3 separate regions of the Homo sapiens genome follow, and regions 2 and 3 are each linked to region 1. A link is a loop called in an ENCODE intact Hi-C map of the cell type or tissue named here. Cell type or tissue: heart right ventricle. All regions are shown on one strand. Links, peaks and the distances in the headings refer to the core of each region. The heading gives the core; the rest is flanking DNA.

The links. A loop is a pair of places that touch in the nucleus more often than their neighbours do. Peaks named below come from ENCODE experiments on the same cell type or tissue, not always from the same donor. Only the 100,000 strongest peaks of a DNase experiment are listed, where the experiment ranks them.
Region 2: a loop joins it to region 1, with 8 times the contacts of the local background. A loop is called at or near these places in 99 of 110 quality-filtered maps.
Region 3: it touches region 1 in a loop (14-fold over the local background); 98 of 110 quality-filtered maps call a loop at or near these places.

What each region holds. Positions count from the first base shown.
Region 1 is chr13:111,064,238-111,072,573 of GRCh38, forward strand. No RefSeq gene overlaps it. Among named protein-coding and RNA genes, the nearest start is that of LINC00368, 27 kb to the right of the region's middle. RefSeq lists enhancers at 1-342, 3,044-3,103. In heart right ventricle, for the core only: CTCF peaks have their summits at 3,710 (motif pointing right) and 3,924; DNase peaks (open chromatin) are centred at 2,404, 2,794, 3,314 and 3,684; H3K4me3 peaks cover 1,613 bases; H3K27ac peaks cover 1,557 bases; H3K27me3 peaks cover 418 bases.
Region 2 is chr13:111,212,407-111,219,839 of GRCh38, forward strand. ARHGEF7 (Rho guanine nucleotide exchange factor 7) reads left to right here. Exons shown (of 22, transcript NM_001354046.2): 5 at 5,273-5,474. Among named protein-coding and RNA genes, the nearest start is that of ARHGEF7-AS1, 68 kb to the left of the region's middle. RefSeq lists enhancers at 1,463-1,998, 2,534-3,068. In heart right ventricle, for the core only: a CTCF peak has its summit at 3,998 (motif pointing left); DNase peaks (open chromatin) are centred at 4,015, 4,325 and 5,475; H3K27ac peaks cover 2,716 bases.
Region 3 is chr13:111,220,549-111,227,981 of GRCh38, forward strand. All of the region lies in intron 5 of ARHGEF7 (Rho guanine nucleotide exchange factor 7), which reads left to right. Among named protein-coding and RNA genes, the nearest start is that of ARHGEF7-AS1, 76 kb to the left of the region's middle. In heart right ventricle, for the core only: a CTCF peak has its summit at 3,045 (motif pointing left); no DNase peak of the experiment used is centred there.

The DNA of each region.
Region 1 (8,336 bases), core at 1,821-6,820:
CCTTCCGCCCTTTTGGAATTCAGGCACAGCTGACCAGCATTAACATCAACACAGACTTTAAGTCTGATAAGAAGCATTTACAATCTATTCTCTGTGAAGCCTGCTACCTGGAGGCTTCATCTGCATGACAAAACCTGGCTCTCCACAATCCCTTATTATAACCCAGACACTCCCTTCTATTGATTCCAGGTCTTTAGATAAAAACTCTTTCAACCAATTGCCAATCAGAAATTCTTTGAGTCTACCTGTGACCTGGAAGCCCCTGCTTCAAGTTGTCCCACCTTTCCTGACCCAACGAATGTACACCTTACCTGTATTGATTGATGTCTTAAGTCCCCCTAAAATGTATAAAACCAAGGTGTAGCCTGACTACCTTGGGCACATGTTCTCCTGACCTCCTGAGGTTGTGTCACAAGTCATTGGTCCCTCATATTTGGTCAGAATAAACCTCTTCAAATGTTTTACAGAGCTTGACGCTTTTCGTCCACACTATGCAAAGAGAACAAGACAGGGATGGGAGATTTTGGTTCCACTTGGTGGCCAAGGCTCCTGGTTTCTAACCACATGCAGGACCAAGCTGGCACGGCCTGTCACAGCACCCACATCCCTACTGCCTTCTGGAAGCTGCTCCTTTTCCTTCAGGGCTAAGCAGGGACCCAGACCCCTTCCTTCACTGTCCTGGAGGCTCCAGCACCTGGTCACATTTCTGCTCTCAGCCTTGAAATGTGGAGGGCTCATCTCATCTTCTCAGAAAGTAAAACATGTGGCAGCCTCAGTGAGCCCATACAGTTTTCTTCAGGGCAGCCCACATGGCACCTGGCATGGTCTCCTCTCCCTCAAAGCAGGAAAGAGACCTTCTCATGGGTAAGAGAAGGCCCATGGTGGAAACACAAAGGCAGCCATCTGGCTGAGAAGGAAAAAACACTGATTCTTCCAGATGAGTCTGCAGTGGCGGAAAACAAAGCTGGGGTGGCTTCCCCACTGCAGTGCTTAGTTCTCGGGGGGATCTGCTGCTCATTGATTTCTAACATTGCCTTCCAGTTACATCATGGAAAACAGGAAGAAAGAGGAAAAAATAGGAAAGGAAGAACAAAATGCACTGAAGCAAGAGCAGGAAGAAAGGGTAGAATGAAGCATTTAAACAGAGAGGAAGAGAAAAATAGCAATCACAGAAAGAACCAGGGAGTTTATAAAACAGGCTGCATGAAAATCATTTATCAAAACACTGTCCAGGAATTTTTGTTAAAAATAAACATAAAACAATTAGCTAGTCACAAAAAGACAAGTACTGTGGAACTCCACTCATTGTTAGTCAGTGGCGAGGCAGACATGAGCAGGGCAGGAGAGGGCCCACCCCACCAGGAACCTCTGGAGACCATCAGGTGATACTCAGGCAGTGGTTAAACTGGTTCTCTAAAATAGTAATTGGTTGCAGCTGTGCCAGGGAAAGGCGGGCTCCCAATAGCTGGAAAACACCTGAAACTGATCAGCAGCTTTCTATAAGATCTCAGGAGTGGGGCGAGGTGGCTTAGGCCTGTGCACTAAGAGGTAAAATGTAGTTTAACTGGTGTGTGACCTTCCTCCAGGAACACGAGACAGGTAAGGGCAAAATACTTCAGGTGAGCATGTGCACAACTTCAGTAATACAGCGCGCACGCGGCCCCGCCCAAGCGCTGGCCGGTCACTGCGCATGCGGACAGCCCACCCCAAGGAAAGGTCAAGGAAGGGGAAATGGAAACCCTGAACCATGCCCATGTATAAAACCCAAAGTGGGGGGTTGTACCCTGCACTTGGATCTCTCAAGTCGCCTACTTCACCCTCTCCCAAGTGTACTTTACTTCCCTTAATTCCTGCTCTAAAGCTTTTTAATAAACTCTCAGTCCTGCTCTAAAACTCGCCTTGGCCTCTCACTCTGCACTATGCACCTCGGCCGAATTCTTTCCTCTGAGGAGGCAAGAATCGAGTTGCTGCAGACCCTACGGATTCCCTGCTGCTAACAGTATTAGTCCCTGGACTAATCAAATTCAGACACACAAAGTGGAATGGTGGATGCCAGGGGCTGGGGAGGGCAATGGGGAGTGAGTGCTTATTTAAGGGGGACAGAGTTCGGTCTTGCAAGATGAAGATGTTCTATTGATTGTGAAAAATGTGAATGCACCTAAATGCCTAAAAATGGTTAAAATGGTAATCGTTATGTGTATTTTGCCACAATTTAAAAACATAAAAAATAAGAATGTCTGAGTAAATAAACGTATAACGCGTTCTTTAAGTCCACTGACAGCGGCGTGGCCTTGGCCTCTGTGCTCATCTTTCCAGGACAGAGCCCCGTTTGGTGTTTCTGGTTCTGTGCTGCGTAGAGAACTTGGCACCCTGGTCCTATGCACAGAAGAGGAGCTTTCCGAAGGCTCCGGGAGAGAACGCTGGGGAGTCAAGGCCAGTCCGAGCACAGCAGCTGGGGCCAGATTGGAGACAGGGACTTTTTTATTCGAGAGAAAGCGAACGTAGTATCTAAGCGGAAGAGCCCTTGCAGGCGCGGGAAGGGAGGCCGCGCTTCCCCGGGCCTGCGGGGTCAGAGGAGGAGCTTCTGCGGGAGCTTAAAGGGGCCCCACAGCCCCCTGCACCCCTTCCACGAGCTCTGGGGAAGGCGTTCCTCGTGGGAGACCTGTCTCCCACGTTGTTGCCGGTTAAGAAGTCAGAGCTAGGGGACAGGCCGGGTGCGGTGGCTCACGCCTGTAATCCCAGCACTTTGGGAGGCCGAGGCGGGCGGATCACGAGGTCAGGAGATCAAGACTATCTTGGCTAACACTGTGAAATCCCGTCTCTACTAAAAATACAAAAAATTAGCCGGGCGTGGTGGCACGCGCCTGTAGTCCCAGCTACTCCGGAGGCTGAAGCAGGAGAATTGCGTGAACCCGGGAGGCAGAGCTTGCAGTGAGCAGAGATCGCGTCACTGCACTCCAGCCTGGCGACAGAGCGAGTCTCCGTCTCAAAAAAAAAAAAAAAAAAAAAAAAAAAAAAAAAAAAAAGGAGAGAGGAAAAAAGCAAACTGTGCCTTTAAACCAGGGCGACCTTCATTCCCACAAGAAGGACTCCGCCTTGGTCCCCTTGGGTGAAAGCTGCCGCTGCTGAGCGCCTCTGCGGCCCGGTGAGATCGGGGTTCACAGGCTGACCCAGCGTTAGGAGGTGCCGGGCTGATCACGACCGCCAGAGCTGCTGAGGTCGGAGCCCCGACCCTGGGAACGCAGCACGGAGCCTGGCCGCGGGCCGTGAACAAAGCGGTGTGCAGGGGACCCAGGTTCACAGCGCAGGTGCGCGGCTCCCCGGCGGCTCTGCCGTCCTAGCTCACGCGGTCCCGGGGCAGCTGCTTTGCGCCGAGCCCCAGAGACGTGGCGGCGGGTCCCGACTGCGCTGCCGCCCGTGAGAGGCACCGGACCTGCCCTCCAGGGCGGGGAAAGGGAGGACTCTGATCCCATGAGAACCCAGACAGTTCCATGTCCAAGGAGGCACCCGGAATGTTCTGAAACAAACCTGCGATTATGACAGCTCCGTATCATGTACTAGACGAAATTCTTACAGCTCCAACCTCTTTTTTTACATTTTCTATTAAATTTTAATACCGGTTTCTCGCGCCTATGAGCAAAAAGACAAGTGTTAAAGCTAGCAATCGTTTGTGCAATTTCATCGATTGGTTCCACCGCTGCACTTGCTGCTGGTGACCAATAGGGGGTGTTAATTGTTAATTATAATCAATATTCTGCCCACTGACAACAGCAAATCCTAAAAGCTCAAGTTTCAACTCAATTCTTAAAACGAAGATTTAACTAGCTCCTTGAATCTTATAGGACTTTTATCACTCTCAGTGCTTCCAGTTACAGGTTCTAGTCTCAAAACTAGTTGACCTAAATGTCTTCAAATAAACTTTAAAGGATATGGATGGAGTTTTAAGCCAACTTTTAACTGAAAGTATAGCATATATATAGAAAAGCTCACAAATCATAAATGTTCAGCTGGATATACATTTTTTACAAAGGCTCACACATCCATGGGGCCAGGCCTCGGGTCAGACATAGAATCTCACCAGGGGACTCCCTCACACACTTCCCAGCCCTTATCCCACCTCAGAGAATAGCCATCTTCCGACTTGTTCCAGTGTAGATGACCCTTGCCTGTTCTAAGCTTTATATAAATGAGTTATATAATGTATCTGGATTCTTTTGCTCAGTGTTTGCTCGTGAGACTGTCCCTATTCTGAGTGCAGCCATATTATGGGGGTGTAATGTGTGCGTACTGCCCTGCAATGCAGTACTCCCCTTTATGCACACACCACGAGGGGCATCTCCAAACAGCCGCTCCCAAGCATCGGGGCTGCTTTGGGCTTGGGGCAGTGATGAACGATGCTGTTATAAACCTTCTTGTGCATGTCTTTAGGCACACATATACGCATTTCTGATTGGCATATATTTAGGAGTAGAATTGCTGGGCCATAGAGTGTGCACATACTAAACTCAGAAGATGCTGCCAAACAGGTTTCCAAAACGGTTGTACGAATTTACACTCCCACGGGCTGCATATGAGAGCTCCGTTGCTCACATTTGCTATCATAAATGTATTTTTATTGCATGGAATTATTATAGTACTTGATGTATAGCTTTTCCAGGGTTTTCCAAAGAGTATAATCTTAGCCAGATACTAGCAAAAGAGTAATTAAGATGTAAGAACTATGTAAATTGTAAGCACTCAGAATATGTATTTACCACGCAGGATTCTCACAGATATCTTAAGATGCTGTTCAAATTAGGGAGGTCTATTCTTGATGCATGGAAGGTGTTGTGGATGAAATTCTTTTGCTTTATTTCTGCACAGAGTAATCTCATAGTAAGTTTAAATTACTGCAGGGATTTATCCCCAAGTCCTAACTGAGTGTCAATGTTGGGATGACAAAGACGGTCTAACCTTACACATCTGAACCAAGTCCTCATTTTCTCAGAGCCCAACAGGAGGCTGAACCCAGCGTCCCTGTCATGTCTCACCCTCTCAGAGGTGGCCTATGTAGTACCCACTCCAACATTGTTTCAGTTCTGCCCTCAAATGAAGCCAGAAGGTGATGGAGCTGTGGGAGGGGAGAGTGTAAGGTTGACAGTGTCTAAGCAAGCAGGACTTGACACAGATGACGAGGCTGTCTTTTCTATTCAGGTTCAGCTCATGAGCACTGGAGAGTTATAGAAACTTCTAGAATCAGCAGAATAGTTAAATTCACTCTCCTTTAATGCAAATGAAGAATGTCTTTCCTGGACTTCAGGAGTCACACTTCTCTTATGCCAGCTTCCTCTGAGAATTCCAGATATTCTCTGAGTAGAGGTGAATCTTCTGCCGGGTCTTCTGAAAGAGACCCCACCTCTCATCATGGGCTGCTCCTGACCTCTGCCCCCTGTGATAAATGAGCCAATTAACACTAAACTGGAGATTCCTCAGGGGTTTTAGGCTGGTTTTCCCAAGCCAAGTGTTACTCCTCAAATGTTCTCCATTCATCTTGTAGAAAGGGCCATGTTTGCAGGATTCCCAGCTCGCACGCAGTGGGTGATTGGTGGCTGTGGACAGAGCTTCAGGCCTGCAAAGATCTGATCGAGCAGAGCCAGGTTCTAGCAGGTGCTACCTAAATGAGTTGATTAGAGCACGCTTTCTGGAACCAAAATAAAAAATGAATTGTTCCTATTGTTTTAAAGTTAGTTGTAATGAAGAATTCATTTAATTTTGTTGTGGTAAAATATCCATAATCTGAAATTTACCGCTTAACCATTCTTAGGTGCACAGTTCAGTGGCATTAAGTGCATTTACATTGTTTCTTGTGCAACCATCACTATACTGTCTTCCTTCTCCAGAACTTTTTCTTCTTCCCAGACTAAAACCCTGTCCTCATTCAACACTGACTCCCCCTCCCCCATCTCCCCAACTCCTGGCAGCCCCCATTCTACTTTCTGTCTCTGTGACTTTGAGTCCTCTATGGACCTCATCTGTCTGGAGTCATACAGTATTTGTCCTTTTGTGGCTGGTGTATTTCACTTAGCGTAACATCCTCAAGTTTCATCTGTGCTATGGCACATGTCAGAGCATCTTTGCTTGTTGAGGATGGATAACACCCCATTGTTATCCATGGGGTGGATGACATGAAGGGCCCACATTTTGTTTATTCATTCCTCTGTTGGTGGACATGGGTGGCTTCCACCTCTTGGCTATTTTGAATAATGCTCCTAGGAACATGGGTGTACTGATCTTTTTGAGTCTGCTTTCAGTTTTCTTGGGCATTTAGCCAACAGCAGAATTGCTGAATCCTATGATAATTCTAGGTTTAATTTTTTCAGGAGCTGCTATACTATCTTCCACAGTGGTGAAAAATTCTCCTTGTGTCACTGGGACCTTTCCTTTGCCATGGCTTGTGTACATTCTCAAGTAGCTTTCAGAGTTATTTCAAAAGAAGTCGGGACCAGCGATGCCAGCATGGCTGAGCTTTTCACAAGTTTTACACCTAGAAATGGGTGGTACAGCAAGGTCCAAGGCAAAAAGATGGCTCCTCTGACCTCTAGGACACCCCACACCCCACTCTTTGATCCAGAGGTGTTGGAGCCTGTGAGGAAGGATGAGGTGGCAAGGTGAGAATTGAAAAGCGTGATAGCAGAGATGGGGAGTTCTGCAGAGGTGAACAAAGAATTCAGGAGATTCTGCAGAGGCAAAGAAAGAATCAGCAAACATGAAGATAGGGCCATAGGAGTGACCAAAAGCAAGGCACAAACAGGAACAGGGATTTTTAAAACAAGCACACAAAAAACCCAGAGCATGTAAGAGCTTTGGGAAATTATCGGACATGCTAACAGATGTGTAACTGGAATCCCAGAAGAAAAGAAAATCAGCAGAAGAAATATTTGAAGATATTGGGGGAACCTGCTCCCCATATTTCAACATAGGTTCTTTTTATTTCCCATAAGTGTCAGCCGGCTGAGAAATAAAGAGAAAGAGTACAAAGAGAGGAATTTTACAGCTGGGCCGCCAGGGGGTGACATCACATGTTGGTAGGACCGTGATGCCTGCCTGAGTCTCAGACCAGCAAGTTTTTATTTAGGGTTTCAAAAGGGGAGGAGGTGTAAAACAGAGAGTAGGTACAAAGATCACATGCTTCAAAGGGCAAAAAGCAGAACAAAGATCACATGCTTCTGAGGGAACAGGACAAAAGGCAAAACAGAACTACTGATAAGGATCTATGTTCAGCTGTGCACGTATTGTCTTGATAAACATCTTAAACAACAGAAAACAGGGTTCAAGAGCAGAGAACCAGTCTGACCACAAATTTACCAGGGTGGAGTTTTTCCCCACCCTAATAAGCCTGAGGGTACTGCAGGAGACCAGGGCGTATTTCAGTCCTTATCTCAACTGCATAAGACAGACACTCTCAGAGCGGCCGTTTATAGACCTCCCCCAGGAATGCATTCCTTTCCCAGGGTATTAATATTAATATTCCTGGCGAGGAAAAGAATTTAGCGGTATCTTCCCTACTTGCATGTCTGTTTATAGGCTCTCTGCAAGAAGAAAAATATGGCTCTTTTTGCCCAACCCCGCAGGCAGTCAGACCTTATGGTTGTCTTCCCTTGTTCCCTAAAAATCACTGTTATTCTGTTCTTTTTCAACGTGCACTGATTTCATATTGTTTAAACACACATGTTTTACAATCAATTTGTACAGTTAACACAATTATCACAGTGGTTCTGAGGTGACATACATCCTCAGCTTATGAAGAAAACAGGATTAAGAGATTAAAAGACAGGTATAAGAAATTATAAAAGTATTATTTGGGAACTGATAAATGCCCATATTAAAATGAAATCTTCACAATTTATGTTCCTCTGCCATGGCTCCAGCCGGTCCCTCTGTTCGGGATCCCTGACTTCCCACAACATGAAGAGTTAATGTCCAAGAATATTTAAAATTCATGGAAGACACCAAACCACAATCCAGAGAACACCCAGGAGGACAACCACTGCTAATAATACTAATAACCACAACAATAATAAACACTGGCTAGACCAAGCATAGTACAACTGCTGCTGGAAAAACAGAGAAAACAGGCACTGCAAACAGAGGAACAAAAAGAAAATCACAAACTTTGAATTAGAAACCATCCAAGACAGAAGATAATACAGCGACATTTTAAAGTATTTAAAACAACATGCCTTTAAAGCTAGAATTCTATTTCAGCAAAAATAATCTTTCAAAAATGAAAGGCAAATAGGAGACTTCAACTTCTGACCAAGATGAACTAACAAGAGCAAGATTAACCATCCCATGAG
Region 2 (7,433 bases), core at 1,015-6,014, 150 kb after region 1:
AAGGCATGAGTTCATACTTCACTCTTTGTTCGACACCGCTGGAATTCCTGGTGACTGCTGTGCTTTTAGTCTTCAACTGCTGGCTGCTGATTGGTACAGCCTTGAGTGCTGAATGCTGTTCTCAGAGTTTGGGGATGGCGTTTGTGAGGTGATTGTCCCCATCATCCTTCATTTCTGGGAGAGGTGACTTGATTTCTTAAAGTGCTGCTTCTGCTTCTGGAAACCAGGGACCTGTACGTCTGGCACAGTCCTGATGCTGGCAGCTAACCTTGGCTTTGGACCAGTCACCGAGTGTATTTCCAAGACATGCAAGAAATTATATCCAAATGTATTGTACACATTGTTAAATATTTTCATATACCATATTTTGTCAATTCAAAGACTTCTCTTTTTAAGTCATTTTAACACATCTGGAAGTACGTGTATCTTACAGTTGATGGTATGCCATAATGTAATTGACAGTATTTGGTGGAATATAAAGGCATTGTCTAATTTTTGGCATCTTATATTGGTTGACATGAGGAAACTGAAGCTTAGAGAAGATATTTACCCAAGATCACAGCACTCAGAAATAGTAAAGTTGGAGTAAAAATTGTGTCTCCGTCCTTTGGCAAGCATTTCTCCTTCTGTAAAGGAAATTATAGGTGCTCTTAGAGAGCGGAGGAGAGGGTATTGTTGGTGTGAAGCAGCACTCCAGAGTGTCCTGGTTTTGGATTGTTAGGGTAATTTCAGAACATGGGATACAATAAAGTAATCAGGTGATTAATATCCAAGATACTGATGGGTGGTGCTTTGGCTCCAGGCATCAGAAAGAGGCCGTTAAGGAGCATGGTGGGCATAGATGACTGTGCCCGGCCAGGTCGTGTGTGCCTGGATGGGGTCTCTTCTCCCTTTGGGTTAGGGCAGTGGGGGAACTGTCTTCACTCCCCTCCAGTTACTAAATTTTATTGACACGTAACGTACATAGAAAACCAGTTCATGTATTGTGTGCATACAGCGTGATGTATTGCATGATGAAGTTTTATACATGGAACATTCCCGTGTAAGCACCCAGATGAGGAGGCAGAGCATGACCAGCCTCCAACTCCTCGATGGAGCTTGCGTTCCCCAAGGTATCTGCTGTCCTGATGTCTGATGGTGAAGATGAGTTTTATCCATTTTTGTATTTTTTTTAGCAATGGGATTCTGTGGCATATCCTTTTGTTGTTGTTGTTGTAACGACTGGCTTGTTTTTCTCAACTGAATGATTTAGATTCCCTTAGAGTGTCATGTTGAGTCCAGACAGGTAACAAGCTACAGTTTCAGGAGAGCTTTTTAAAAAAGGGAAAAAAACCCCACAATGATAAAATAGTGATGAAATCCATCTCTTCCAGCTTCCTGTAACACTACTGACAGTGAACGGACCCCTCACTCAGCTGCCGTGATTTTAGGCTGAACGTGGTAGTATAGAGTGTGTAGTTGGAATATAGCCTTTTCTAGGACACCCTTTTCCAGCCAGTCCCATGCATCTTGCGCTCTGATGGAGCACTTCTTGGCATGTTCTAAGTAACCTGTCTTGAGAGTAATAGGCAGAAAGAACATTACAGAGCCCACATGTCCTTCAGTGTAATGACTGCTGAAGAATGGAGGTATGTTGCGACGTTTCACCTGGATACCTGGATCTGAAACAGCTGCCTGCCCCCTGTACCCTTCCTTGGATTCCCCGCTCTCTTAGACGCCGCCCTTTCTTTCTGGGGTGTTGCATTGATGAAGTAATGTCAGTAGGCGTGCCTCCCTCACCCGTACCTTAAGTGTAGAGCGTGCATGCATTTGCACACTCAAGACTGAGGTGGAACTCCGCTGCCTCTTGATCATACCTCATCTCCCCTCTGCTTCCATTCAGGCCTGCCCTGGCCTCAGCCCTGGTGCTGGCTGGAGCCTCAGGGCTGGCCAAGGGTGATCTCGGGCACCTGACCTGGGAAGGGGCCTGCTGCGCCTGCGTTGCTTTGCTCACCACAGCTGTGTTCTGGCATTGGAGCTGATCACCAGGGTGCATGCACTGTGAGCCTGTTTTCCACAAGGCCGGCGTGCCCAGGTGACGTTGGATTACTTACAGGAGAGCATGGTCGCGATCACAGCAGACAGCTAGTGAGTGGAGATGGTGGTTTGCAAAAAGAGAACTTGACATAGCACAGTGAACTCGGGTCACGTTTCACCACACAAGAGCAAGGAACACGTGACAGTTTCTGGATGGGATCTTCAGTTGCAATGGCAAACTTGACCCTGCCCCTTGTTGGTCACAGGGCCCAGAGAGCTTTGTGTCTGCGCTGGTAATTGTTCGCTGGCGCTTTTGTTGCCAAACACTGAAGAGAGGCTTCTTGATTAAATATGAAATATGCATTAAGTATTTCACTTATGAATTTGAATTACTAAATACATATTTATAATTAATACTTAATCTGTAAACACATTTAAATAGATAAGTATTAAATATTTTTGGAATAATATTACAGCTACTCCTTATTGAGGATCTGTTGTGACCTCTTTGCTTTGATGCTTTACCTTTTAAAAATGTTTTTTTTTTCAGTGATTTATACATTCACTTAAAGTCAGGTGATTCGCTGAGACCTGCTATTAGGAAAAAACAGTAGGGACGGCCACTTTTAATTTTTTTCCACTAGTTCTTTTTTTGTTTTGATTTTTATGGTGCATAGTTCATCTATATTTATGGGGTACACGAGCTGTCTTGATACAGACATACAATGCGTCATAATCATATCAGAGTAACTGGGGGCATCCGTCCCCTCTAGCATCCATGACTTCTGAGTGCTGGTTCTTAAGGAGTGCTTTCTAATGCGGATAGTTGTTAAGTTTGGTGTCCTGCGGGGCTGAGGGGGCGATCTTGCTGGAGGATTGTATTTGGCTGTCCTGCTCCTCCGTTGGTGCTTTGTAGGTATTTGCCTGTGTGTCTCTAAATAAAGTGCCCTTTTTTTTTGTTTTTCCTTAATTTGGGGTGATATCAATGTGGACTCCCACAGAGAAAGAGGGGCTGGTGCTGTTTTCCTCCCCTGGCCCCTTGACCTGCATAAATGCCTAGGCCTGTCGTCCCCATGGCTGAGTTCCACCCTGGTTTCACTGAGATCGGTGTTCAGGGTAACATGACGAGGCGAATAATATTTGGAGCAGAGCCACGTTGTATGCTATGACTGTTCTTACCTTTCTAATATTTTGTTTTCGAGAATTAGTAATTCTCGTTTCTTTGTTTAGTTTTCTGTGTATGTTTTGCAGGTTGCAGATCTAGTCTTTTGCGTATTTCTAAGGGTCTCTTTGACATTCAAACACATTAATTTTTCTCTTCTCTTCCCGATTAACTAAGCTCTTGGAGCCTGTGCCCTACTTGAATCTCTCTTGGTTGTGAGCCAGGCTGGCCGCACAGCTGCTGCCTCTGAGCCGCCTTCCATTGTCACCTGGGACACTCCCCCTGACTGTGTAGATCTCCTCTGCCTCTTTCTTTTCAGTTTTTTTGTTAATTCCCCTGTTTTGGAGAAGCACATTTTTAACTCCTTCAGAAAGTGGTGCGTGGGAGGTAAATTTTTGAGATCTTGTATATCTGCAGGTGTCTGTTTTATTAATAACTTTTTTGTCTTTAGTTTTCAGAAGTTTAATTTATGGTATGAATTGGTTTGAATTTCTTTAGGTTTATACTAGTTGGGGTTCACGCAGGTTCCTGGATTGGTATATTTATGTCTTCTGTCAAATTTGGGATATTCTGAGCCATATTTTCTTACCCTGCTTTTCAGCTCTGCCCTCTTAGACTCAGCTTCTGAGACTGATACCAGTGTTTGAAGTTCTTTTATTTCCCACAAGTCCCTGGGACTGAGTGTTGCTGGATGGGGGGGTGATGATTGGCCTGCTAGTGGTAGAGCGGGGGCTGTATGTCAAGAAGTGTGGGTGGTCTCAGGCCTTCCCTGTGGCTGGGTGGAGGGCAGGGAGAAGCCAGTGTGGGCAGATGGAATCACCTGCTGCCACCTGGTGGGGATAGAGGCCTGGACTCTGCTGATGTCACTGGTGGGGATAGAGGCCTGGACTCTGCTGATGTCGCTGGTGGGGATAGAGGCCTGGACTCTGCTGATGTCGCTGGTGGGGATAGAGGCCTGGACTCTGCTGATGTCGCTGGTGGGGATAGAGGCCTGGACTCTGCTGATGTTGCTGGTGGGGATAGAGGCCTGGACTCTGCTGATGTCGCTGGTGTTCCCTAGAGCTCTGAACGTTCTGTGCAGTCTGTGGGACACTGCGTTGCAGGTGGGCTGGGCTCGCTTACCATCAGTGGTAGGGAAGAGGGGTGGGCCGGGGCTGAGGTCTGCCAGGCGGCCCTTTTCTTGCTCCTGTGCCGGCACGAGCAGGCTTCTCCTAGGGTTGTCAGGCTGTGCGCTTTGGTAGTTCTGCATCTCCAGCCTCCAGAGCTCTGTCCGGGGCAGATGGAAATCAAACAGGCCCCAGCCCCTCTGCCTTCCTCTTTCTGCCTTTCAGAAATCTGAAAATATGCACAGTTTCTGAGAAAAATGCGAATTAAAATACGAGGTACTGTTTCTTGTCAGTTTGGCAATATTGAGTGTTGGTGGAAGTTTGAAATGAGCACTTTTAGATACTGTTGCTGGGGATGTTGCTTGGTGTAGTTTGTAGAAACTTTTTGGAGGACAATTTAGAAAGATGTATTAAAAAGTTAACTGTAATAAATATGTCTTCTGACCAGAATTTAATGTATAGCTGGTTTACAGGTATATTCAAAGATAGACATACAAATATTTTTAATGCAGCCTTGTCTACACAAGGAAAGTACTGTATATGGTATCTGGAAATATACTGGAAATAATCTAAAAATCCACTAATGGAGAGTGGGTTCCATAATGAGTGGTATAGTCATATAGCATAACATTAAGTGTTATGTAAGCACCAGTAAGTACTGCCAGATAAATGACATGTTGTCTTAACTTTTGTGACTTGTGGAGAAGTGCGTGTAGTGTGACTCTGTCTCTGTCACATGGATGTGTCTGATTAGGCATCACAGTGGCAGACCAGGACCTTTGAATGCTGTGAAGAGGGTGTCCTCTGGGGCTGGAGTGGTGCTGGTGGTGGTCATGGGGCACTGGAAGGGAGGAAACTGAAATTTCTCTAAATGTATTTCTACTGTTGGGCAATTATGCTACCTTTGTACTAGTAAAGTATAATCCATTTTATAATGAAGTAGACTGTTCTTGGTATAATTTTTCTCCCACTCTTCTTCCCCTTTTAGGACATGACCGATAATAGCAACAATCAACTGGTAGTAAGAGCAAAGTTTAACTTCCAGCAGACCAATGAGGACGAGCTTTCCTTCTCAAAAGGAGACGTCATCCATGTCACCCGTGTGGAAGAGGGAGGCTGGTGGGAGGGCACACTCAACGGCCGGACCGGCTGGTTCCCCAGCAACTACGTGCGCGAGGTCAAGGCCAGCGGTAAGTGGCCGAGCCTGGGCTGTGTGTGGCTTTTTGCGATGAGCAGAAAGAAGTAAATGTACTTGACATAGTGTTTACTCTCCAGCTGGACCTGTGCAAATGACCTGGTCTTAGGATACAGTTTTTTGTTAGATGTAATGGATTTTCACCTCAGCCCCACATTGGGGCCCTGGCATCAAGGGCTCTCTAGTTACTAGCCAGCATTTCCTTTCATCCTGGCATTTTCCAGACGTGAAGAGAAACATCTCGAATCTTTATCATTGCAGTTTTACTGTGAAAGAATTGATCTTTTTTTTTTTTTTTAAGAGCTAGTGTCAGGACTTGGAGTTGGCAGTCCGCAGGCTGTGTTTAATTTTTGTGACTATGGGTGGTACTTTTGGCAGTGGTGTGCAATGAAGTAATTTCTGTCATTCTCTTTGTACTAGTGATAGTATTTTACAAATGCATTGCTTCCTTATGTTTTGTAGTTGTTCACATTGTTTCACTGACTTTCCGATTTTGAGGCTTGTGTTCTTATGAAAGAATAGTGATCCTCGGCACATGGCTATGGCTGCCGGGCTGTCGTGCTTCTTGTGGAAGCGTGTGGGTGGGTGGACAGAGGTGGGGGGTGGGATTTGTGAAGGGAACAATCATGTGTGTCACTTTACTTGCATCCTGCCCTGTAGTTGAAAAACACCGTTGTATACTACAGTTCCTCAGATTCTGCTGGGGAAAGAGTGACTTACAGAGAATAGCTGATACACAGGGAGCTGTGGAAAGGACATGATACAAAATTGTAGCTCTGCTCTAGGGCTTGGGTGACTGAGCCTCAGAGCCACAGGTGTTTCATATGGAAAATGAGGATGATAGTTCTCCCTTGTGCGGTCTTGTGGGGTTGAATTGTTAAGGTTTATACTATGTGTATGGAGTCTGGCAGAGTAGGAGCTCAGGGAATGTTAATGGCTGCTATTGTTTTTCTAAGGTAGCAAGAAAAAAAGATTTACAAATGGGAATATGACAATTTTGATGTAAAAATATTTTCTCAGTGACCTCAGAAAACAAGTATTTTAATAAGGCAGATGGCAGCCCTTATTTGTAAACTTCTCTGGTGTTGGAATTTTTAGGAACAGCACCTGCCTGTTCTTATTGTATGTATATGTATACATATATGTAAAGCAGTTCGCCATTTTTACCAGTTCTAAGTGTACTGTTCAGTAGCACTAGGTACATTCACAGTTTTATAACCATCACCACCGTTTATCTCCAGAACTGTTTCTTCTCAAACTGAATTCTGTTCCCATTAAACAGTCCCCATTCCCCTCCCCAGCCCCTGCCCTCTACCATTCTGCTTTCTGTCTCTGAATTTGATTACCGTTGGTGCTTCGTGTAAGTGCAGTCATTTTGTCTTTTGACTGCTTATTTCATTCAGCATAAAGTGCTGGAGGGTTTTCCATGCTGTAGCATATGACAGAGTTACCTTCCTTTGTAAGGCTGAATAATATTTCATCATATGTATGTACAACATTGTGTGTTGATGGGAACTTGGGTTACTTTCACCTCTTGGCTATGTGAATAATGCTGCTAGGAGCATGGTTGTGTAAGTATTTGAGTCCTTGCTTTTCAGTTCTTTTCTGTATATACCCAGAAGTGGAATTGCTGGGTCAGATGGTGGTTCTGTGATTAAGTCTGGAGGAACTGCCACGTGGTTTTCCCCAGCGGCTGGACCATGTCGCATTCCCACAAGCAGTGCACAGGGTTCTGCTGCTTCTGTGTTCTCGCCAACTTGTTTTTTTTTTTCTTAAAGTAATAGCCATCCTGTTGGATGTGAAGTTGCTACTGTTTTTTGTAGTTGTTAATAATGATAATTTAAAAGGCAGTATTTTTTATTATAATAAATCGACTTGGGCAGAATTTTTTTCCGGCTGCTTGTTATGTTCCAGTTAATGTATAAAGTACTTTCCATTTGCAACTTCAGTTCTC
Region 3 (7,433 bases), core at 1,015-6,014, 160 kb after region 1:
TGATTTTCAGACACATTTGAATGTCGTCAGTGTCATCTGCCGTGGGAATTTGTCTTGCAGTATGCTGTTACCCCTGATAGCCCACAGGAAGGCATCGTGAGCCCCCGCTTTTGAGTGGACTGTGGGCCCTTGAGCTGGCAGCAGCAGAGGACGCCCTCCAAAGGACCGGCAGGGCGTGTTTAGAAACATGGCTCTCATGAGGAACAGTGCTCTCACTTTGTTCTACCCGAAGCCACTACTCATGTCTTAGGCGTGTCTGAGCGTGTGTGCGTGCCCGGTTTCAACGTATGTGCGTGTACATGGTGTGTTGCCATCAAGGAGCTCTTTGCAGGGGCCACACGGAATCCATAGGTGTATTAGGGTGCTTTAGAGGGACAGAACTAATAGTATTCTCCTGTTAGTTATATATATAGATATAGATAGATATATAGATATGAAGGGAACTTTATTAAGGGGAGTTTATTATATATACATGTTATATATATATAAAGGGGAGATATATATATATCTACATATACATATATACATATACATCCCCCTATTGTGGGACCTTGTGATCATGTAAGTTAATACCTAATAAACTCCCTTTCATATATATATAGATATATATGTCTATATATATCTATATAGATATATATGTCTATATATATCTATATAGATATATATGTCTATATATATCTATATAGATATATATGTCTATATATATCTATATAGATATATATGTCTATATATATCTATATAGATATATATGTCTATATATATCTATATATAGATATATATGTCTATATATATCTATATATATGTCTATATATATATCTATATATATATCTATATATATAGATGTCTATATATCTATATATATAGATGTCTATATATCTATATATAGATATATATATCTATATATATAGATATATAGACATCTATATATATAGATATATATAGACATATATATATCTATATATATAGATATATATCTATATATATCTATATATAGATACATATCTATATATCTATATATATAGATACATATCTATATATATCTATATATAGATATATATCTCCCCTTTATATGTATATATATATGTATCTCCCCTTTATATATATATATAACATGTATATATAATAAACTCCCCTTAATAAACCCCTTGATATATCTATCTGTATCTATCTATATATACAGCTAATAGGAGAATATTATTAGTTCTGTCCCTCTATTACTTCTGTCCCTCTAAAGAACCCTCATACACCTATGGATTCATATATGTATGTATATGTGTACGTGTACGTATATGTGTATATGTATACAAGGTCCCACGATAGGCCATCTACAGGCTGAGGAGCAAGGAGAGCCAGTCCGAGTCTCAAAACTGAAGAAATTGGAGGCTGATGTTTGAGGGCAAGAAGCATCCAGCATGGGAGAAAGATGTAGGCTGGGAGGCTAGGTCAGTCTCGCCTTTTCACGTTTTTCTGCCTGCTTTATATTTGCTGGAAGCTGATTAGGTGGTGCCCAGCAGCTTAAGGGTGGGTCTGCCTTTCCCAGTTCACGGACTCAAATGTGAATCTCCTTTAGCAACACCCTCACAGACACACCCAGGATTAATGCTTTGTGTCCTTCAATCCAATCAAGTTGGCACTGAGTATTAACCATCACAATAGGGTTTGTGCCAAACTGAGACCTAAGTAACTTTGGAAAATTTCCCTTTTTTTCCTGTTTATTTTTTAAAATTCAAGAAATGTCATTTTTGAGCATATTAGTGATGCATTTGCTAAACTTTATCTGATGGTTGAACCAAAGGAATAACCTTCTGTCCCTGTTGTTCTCTAATTACCTAAGCATATTGTATGGAAAGTCATGCTAGTTTTATTTTAGTTTATTTATTTTTAATTTTATTTTACTATTTTATTTTGAGATGGAGTTTCACTCTTGTTGCCCAGGCTGGAGTGCAGTGATGCTCACTGCAACCTTTGCTTCCTGGGTTCAAGCGATTCTCCTGCCCCAGCCTCCCGAGTAGCTGGGATTATAGGCACGTGCCACCATGCCTGGCTAATTTTTGTATTTTTAGTAGAGATAGGGTTTTACCATGTTGGCAGGCTGGTCTTGAACTTCTGACCTCAAGTGATCCACCTGCCTCAGCCTCCCAAAGTGCTGGGATTACAGGCGTGAGCCACCACGCCCAGCCCAGTCTGAGTTTAACCGTGGGCATTTGAGGCAAGTGTGAAACCACATTTTTTACCGTGTTACTCTAGAGCAGTTAAGAATAAAACTCTAGGATCACAATTACATTCAGTACAGCAGACTTCCCTCTCACCTCTGGCTTTGCGTAATGTGGTTACAAGTACCTGCAGTCAACTGTGGTTCGAAACAGGTGAGAACAATACAGTAAGATATCTTGAGAGAAGAGACCACATTCACATAACTTTAGTTATAGTATATTGTTATAATTGTTCTATTTCATTATTAGTTGTTGTTAATCCATTATTGTACCTAATTTCCAGATTAAACACACATAGGTATGTATAGATGGGAAAACATAGTATATATAGGGTTGGTATATATACAGAGATATAGCTGCAGTTTCAGACATCCAGTGGGCAGTCTTGTGGGTACCCCCGTGGATAAGGGTGGGCGGCTATATTGCATTTTTTCCAGTAGTTTATGTGGCTTTCTGATTTTGGAATTAGGTTTCCTTTTTTGAAGAGTGTGTTAAATGTATTTTGATTTATAGTTAATTAGTGCTTGATTTTTCTGAAAACAAAATTGTGCCAGGTTCCAAACTTAGAGACTTCTCTGACCATCATGTTAGGATCATTTCTTTATTCATGAAAACACTGACTTCCTTTAAATTGAGGGTTTCTCTTCTGAATTATATTTTAATTTGATGTACAAATAGTTTTACTGAGTAAACAAGAACTGAAGTTTTTCTCTAAATGGCACTTTTTTAGGCTGTTTATCTCCAGATAAATTGACCAGATGGTCCAATTCACCTCTCCTGCTTCCCTGGGGAAGTGTAGCCATTGGTGGTTTGCCCTCTTGTGGTCGGAGATGGAATTGTTCTTGTCAAGGTTCACCGTTGTGTTGGTGCTTTTAACCTGTGGTGTAGGATTTCTTGTTTGAATAGTCCCTCTTTGAAGACAGATAAAATGTTCTAGGATTCTGTAATAACGATCTTTCTAATGCTTGTGTCAAAAGCATTGTATATTATTCCTGAATATGTACAGTACAGTCTTATGGAAGGTAAATAATTGTCACTTAGCATTTATTTTCTGTGCACCTTTTTTGGTTAGGTAAAACCCATGGATTTCTATAGCATTTTTTTTTTTTTTTTGAGACAGAGTCTTGCTCTGTTGCCCAGGCTGGAGTGCAGTGGCATAATCTCAGCTCACTGCAACCTCCACCTCCTGGGTTCAAGCGATTCTCCTACCCCAGCCTCCCAAGTAGCTGGGATTACAGGTGCCCGCCACCACGCCCGGCTAATTTGTGTATTTTTAGTAGAGACAGGGTTTCACCATGTCAGCCAGGCTGGCCTCGAACACCTGACCTTGTCATCTGCCCGCCTCAGCCTCCCAAAGTGCTGGGATTACAGGCATGAGCCACCGCAGCCAGCGTCTACAGCATTTTTTACAGGCTGATATGTATTTGTGTTTCACACCCACCCACCCACCCTCACTCTTACTCCCTTGCTTCAGAATTTCCTAAATTCAAGGGAGAAGTTAAGGAGAGAAGCAGCAAGGTCCATTCTGGAAGTGAGTGGTGATGGTGGTTGCTGTGATTGGATAGAAGTGGAGGCACTCAGCTGCATGTGGCACACACGGTTAGCAGCTGTGAGAACACACCTCGTGCTCTGTGTGCTTCCAAGACCAGTTTTCTGTGTGTGCATGTGGACTCAGGCTTTTTTAGATGATTATTTCTAATGTGCTGACTTTAGTCATTCTCCTATTTCTGGACAGCTTATTATCTGTTGTAAAGACATTTCTTTTAAATGCTGTTTTGGGGGCTGGTTAGCTTGAGATGATGACTGTCTGTGTTTGGCAGTGATGTGAGAGCTTAAATGGGACTGTCATTTGCTGATCCACAGATCTTTAACGACATTGCCACTTTTTAAGTTGGTCACTTTTAAATATTTTTTACTTATTTTTGACATAAAGCAACACGCAGCTGAATTTTGGATGTCGTTATTAATTTAGCTGTGGAGGAACAGTGTTTGATGTGAGTATAATCTGTGCGGGGAAAAGGACAAAAGTACCCCAGAACCTTGCCTTCCTTCGTGCCACTGGATGTGAGCTTGTGCTGTAGTCCTTCCTCCTCTCCGGTGAGGATTGGGTTTGGATGGGACACATGAGGCTGCATTACAGGATGGACCTCTCAGCACTATTGTTTCAAGATGTAATTGTTTTTAAACAAGAGAGAAGAACATAAATTAGAAGATATGGGCCCCCCGAGGCAGGCGTAGGGAGCGTATTATAGCATTATGTACAAAGGGGTCTTGGAGTAGATGGTTTGGAAATGTTTCTGGCGTGTGAAAGTGAATATTTTCCTAGATTGGTATACCGAGCATGTCCTCACTGCAATGTGGCTGCCTCCCGTTGTCGGTGATGATTACACATCTTCCGTTTCAGGAGCACGTCCCATAGACCAGCTGACTTAGAGTAATTAGGGGTCAGGTTGTTAGTCTTCCAGTATTAGAGCTTCTCTTTTTTAAAAAAGTTTTATTTGCATTTATGCTTAAGTAATTGTATTACTTACATGCCACATGCTTGTAGCATGTGATAGCCAGTAGACGGAAGAGCTCATGTGGGGAAGAGCACAGGCCACCCACTCCCACAGCCCTGATCCAGGGAGAGGCGTTACTCACCTCCTCTCCTCTCCTACGTAGCTGCCTCGCAACTCTTCACAGTATGCAGAGACTTCTCTGCTTAGATTTATAGGGCGTATCTCACTTTATTGCACTTTGCTTGTTTTTTTGTTTTTTTTTTTTTCTCTTACAAATGGAAGGCTTGTGGCAACACTGTTGGTGCCATTTTTCCAGCACCATGTGCCCACTTGTCCCAGTGCTTCATTTGGGTAATTCTTGCACGATTTCACAGCTTTTCATTATTGTATCCGTTATGGTGATCTGTGATCAGGGACCTTTGGTGTTACTGTTAGAATTGTTTTGGGGTGCCATGAACCATGCCCATGTAAGATGGCAGACTTAATTGATAAATGTTGTGTGTATTCTGACTGCCCTACTGACCGGGAATTCCCCATGTTTTTCCCCAGGCCACTCATTCCCTGAGACACAAAAATACTGAAATTAAACCAGTTTATAACCTTACTATGGCCTCTTAAGTGTTCAAATGAAAGGAAGAGTTGCATGTCTCTCACTTTAAATAAAAAGCTAGAAACGATTAACCTTAGTGAGGAAGGCATGTAGAAAGGTGAGACAGGCTGAAAGCTAGGCCTGTTGCACCAGTCAGTCGTGAATACAAATGAAAAGCTCTTGAAGGAAATTATAAGTGCTACTCCAGTGAACACATGAATGATAAGCAATGAAACCACCTTATTGCTGATATGGAGAAAGTTTGAGTGGTGTGGATAGAAGATCAAACCAGCCACAACATTTCCTTAAGGGCAAAGCCTAATCTCTTCAATTCTATGAAGACTGAGAGGTGAGGAAGCTGCAGAAAAAGAGTTTGAAGCTAATGGAGGTTAGTGCATGAGGTTGAAGGAAAGAAGCCGTCTCCAGAACATGATGAAAGTGCAGGGTGAAGCAGCACGTGCTGACGGAGAAGCTGCAGCAAGTCATCCAGAAGATCTAGCTGACATCATCGGTGAAGGTGGCCACACCAACAGGCTGACTCTCTGGTCTGGGGTTAATGTAGCTGGTGACTGAGTTGAAGCCAATTCTCATTTACCATTCTGAAAATCCTAGTACCCTTAAGAATTATGCTTAACCAACTTTGCCTCTCTGCGCTGTAAGTTAGAACAACAAAGCCTGGATGGTGGCACATCTGCTTGTGTCATGGTTTGCTGAATATTTTAAGCCCACTTTAGAGACCTCCCACTCAGGAAAAAAAGATTCCCTTGAGCATGTTACTGCTTATTGACAGTGTACCTAATCACCCAAGAGCTTTGAGGGAGACATACAAAGAAATTAATGTTGTTTTCATGCTGCTAACACAGCATCCATACTGCAGCTCATGGGTCAAGGATTAATTTAGATTTTTGGGTCTTAGCATTTAAGGAATACATTTTGTAAGGCCATAAATAGTGGTTCCTCTAATGGATCTAGGCAAAGTAATTTGAAAACCTTCTGGAAAGGATTTACCCCTTTAGATGCTGTTAAGAACATTTGTGATTTATGGGAGGAGGTTAAAATATCAACATCAACAGGAGTTTGGAAGACATTGATTCTAACCCTGATGGATGACCTTAGGGCCTCAGGACTTCAGTTTAGGAAGGAACTACCTGTGTGGTGGGAACAGCAAGAGAACTAAAATTGGAAGTGGAGCCTGGAGATGTGACTGAACTGCTGCAGTCTCATGAGAAAACTTGAATGGATGAAGAGTTGCTCCTTATGGCTGAGCAAAGAATGTGGTTTCTTGAAATAGAATCTACCCTTGCTGAAGTGCCGTGAACATTGTTGAAATAACAAAAGATTTAGACTGTTGCAAAAAGTTAGTTGATAAAGTGGTAGCAGGGTTTGAGAAGATTGACTCTTAATTTTGTAAGAAGTTGTATGTGTGTAAAATGCTACCAAATAGCATCTCACGCTCCAGAGAAATCTTTCATGAAAGGAAGAATCAGTTGATACTGGCACACTTCATTGTCTTGTTTCAAGAAGTGTCCATAGCCACCGCAGCCTTCTGCAGCCACTGATCAGTCAGCAGCCATCCATATCAAGGCAAGACCCTCTACAAAGAGATTACAGCTTGCTGAAGGCTCAGATGATTGTTAGCATTTTTTTAGAAACTTTTTTTTTAACTAAGGAATGTACTTTTTTTAAAGACAGTGCAATTGCAAACTTAATAGACTACAGTATAGTGTAAACATAGCTTTTATATGCAGTAGGAAACAAATTTGTGTGACTCACTGTATTGCCATGGTCTGAAACCAAGCCCTCAGCAACTTCAGGGTCTCCCTGTGTACCCCGTTTGACTTACCTTCTTCCTCCTACTTTCTTCTAGGTTTGTTCTTTGTGATTAATTTGTTCTTCTGTTGGTTTCCTCTGTTGGTGTGCTAAACGAGATGCTTTAGTCTTATTTGTATTTCAGTGACATTTGGCAGATACCTCCTGATGCCCCATTTTGTTCCGTGAAGATTCACCTTGACCCTTTTCTCTATCCTCCCACATTCTGCCTTTACTCACCTGTATCTTCCTGTTGCATTGTCAAGGTTGTTCACAGTTACACCAGTTACACTTGGCTCTAAAGCCACACCCAGCATCCATTCC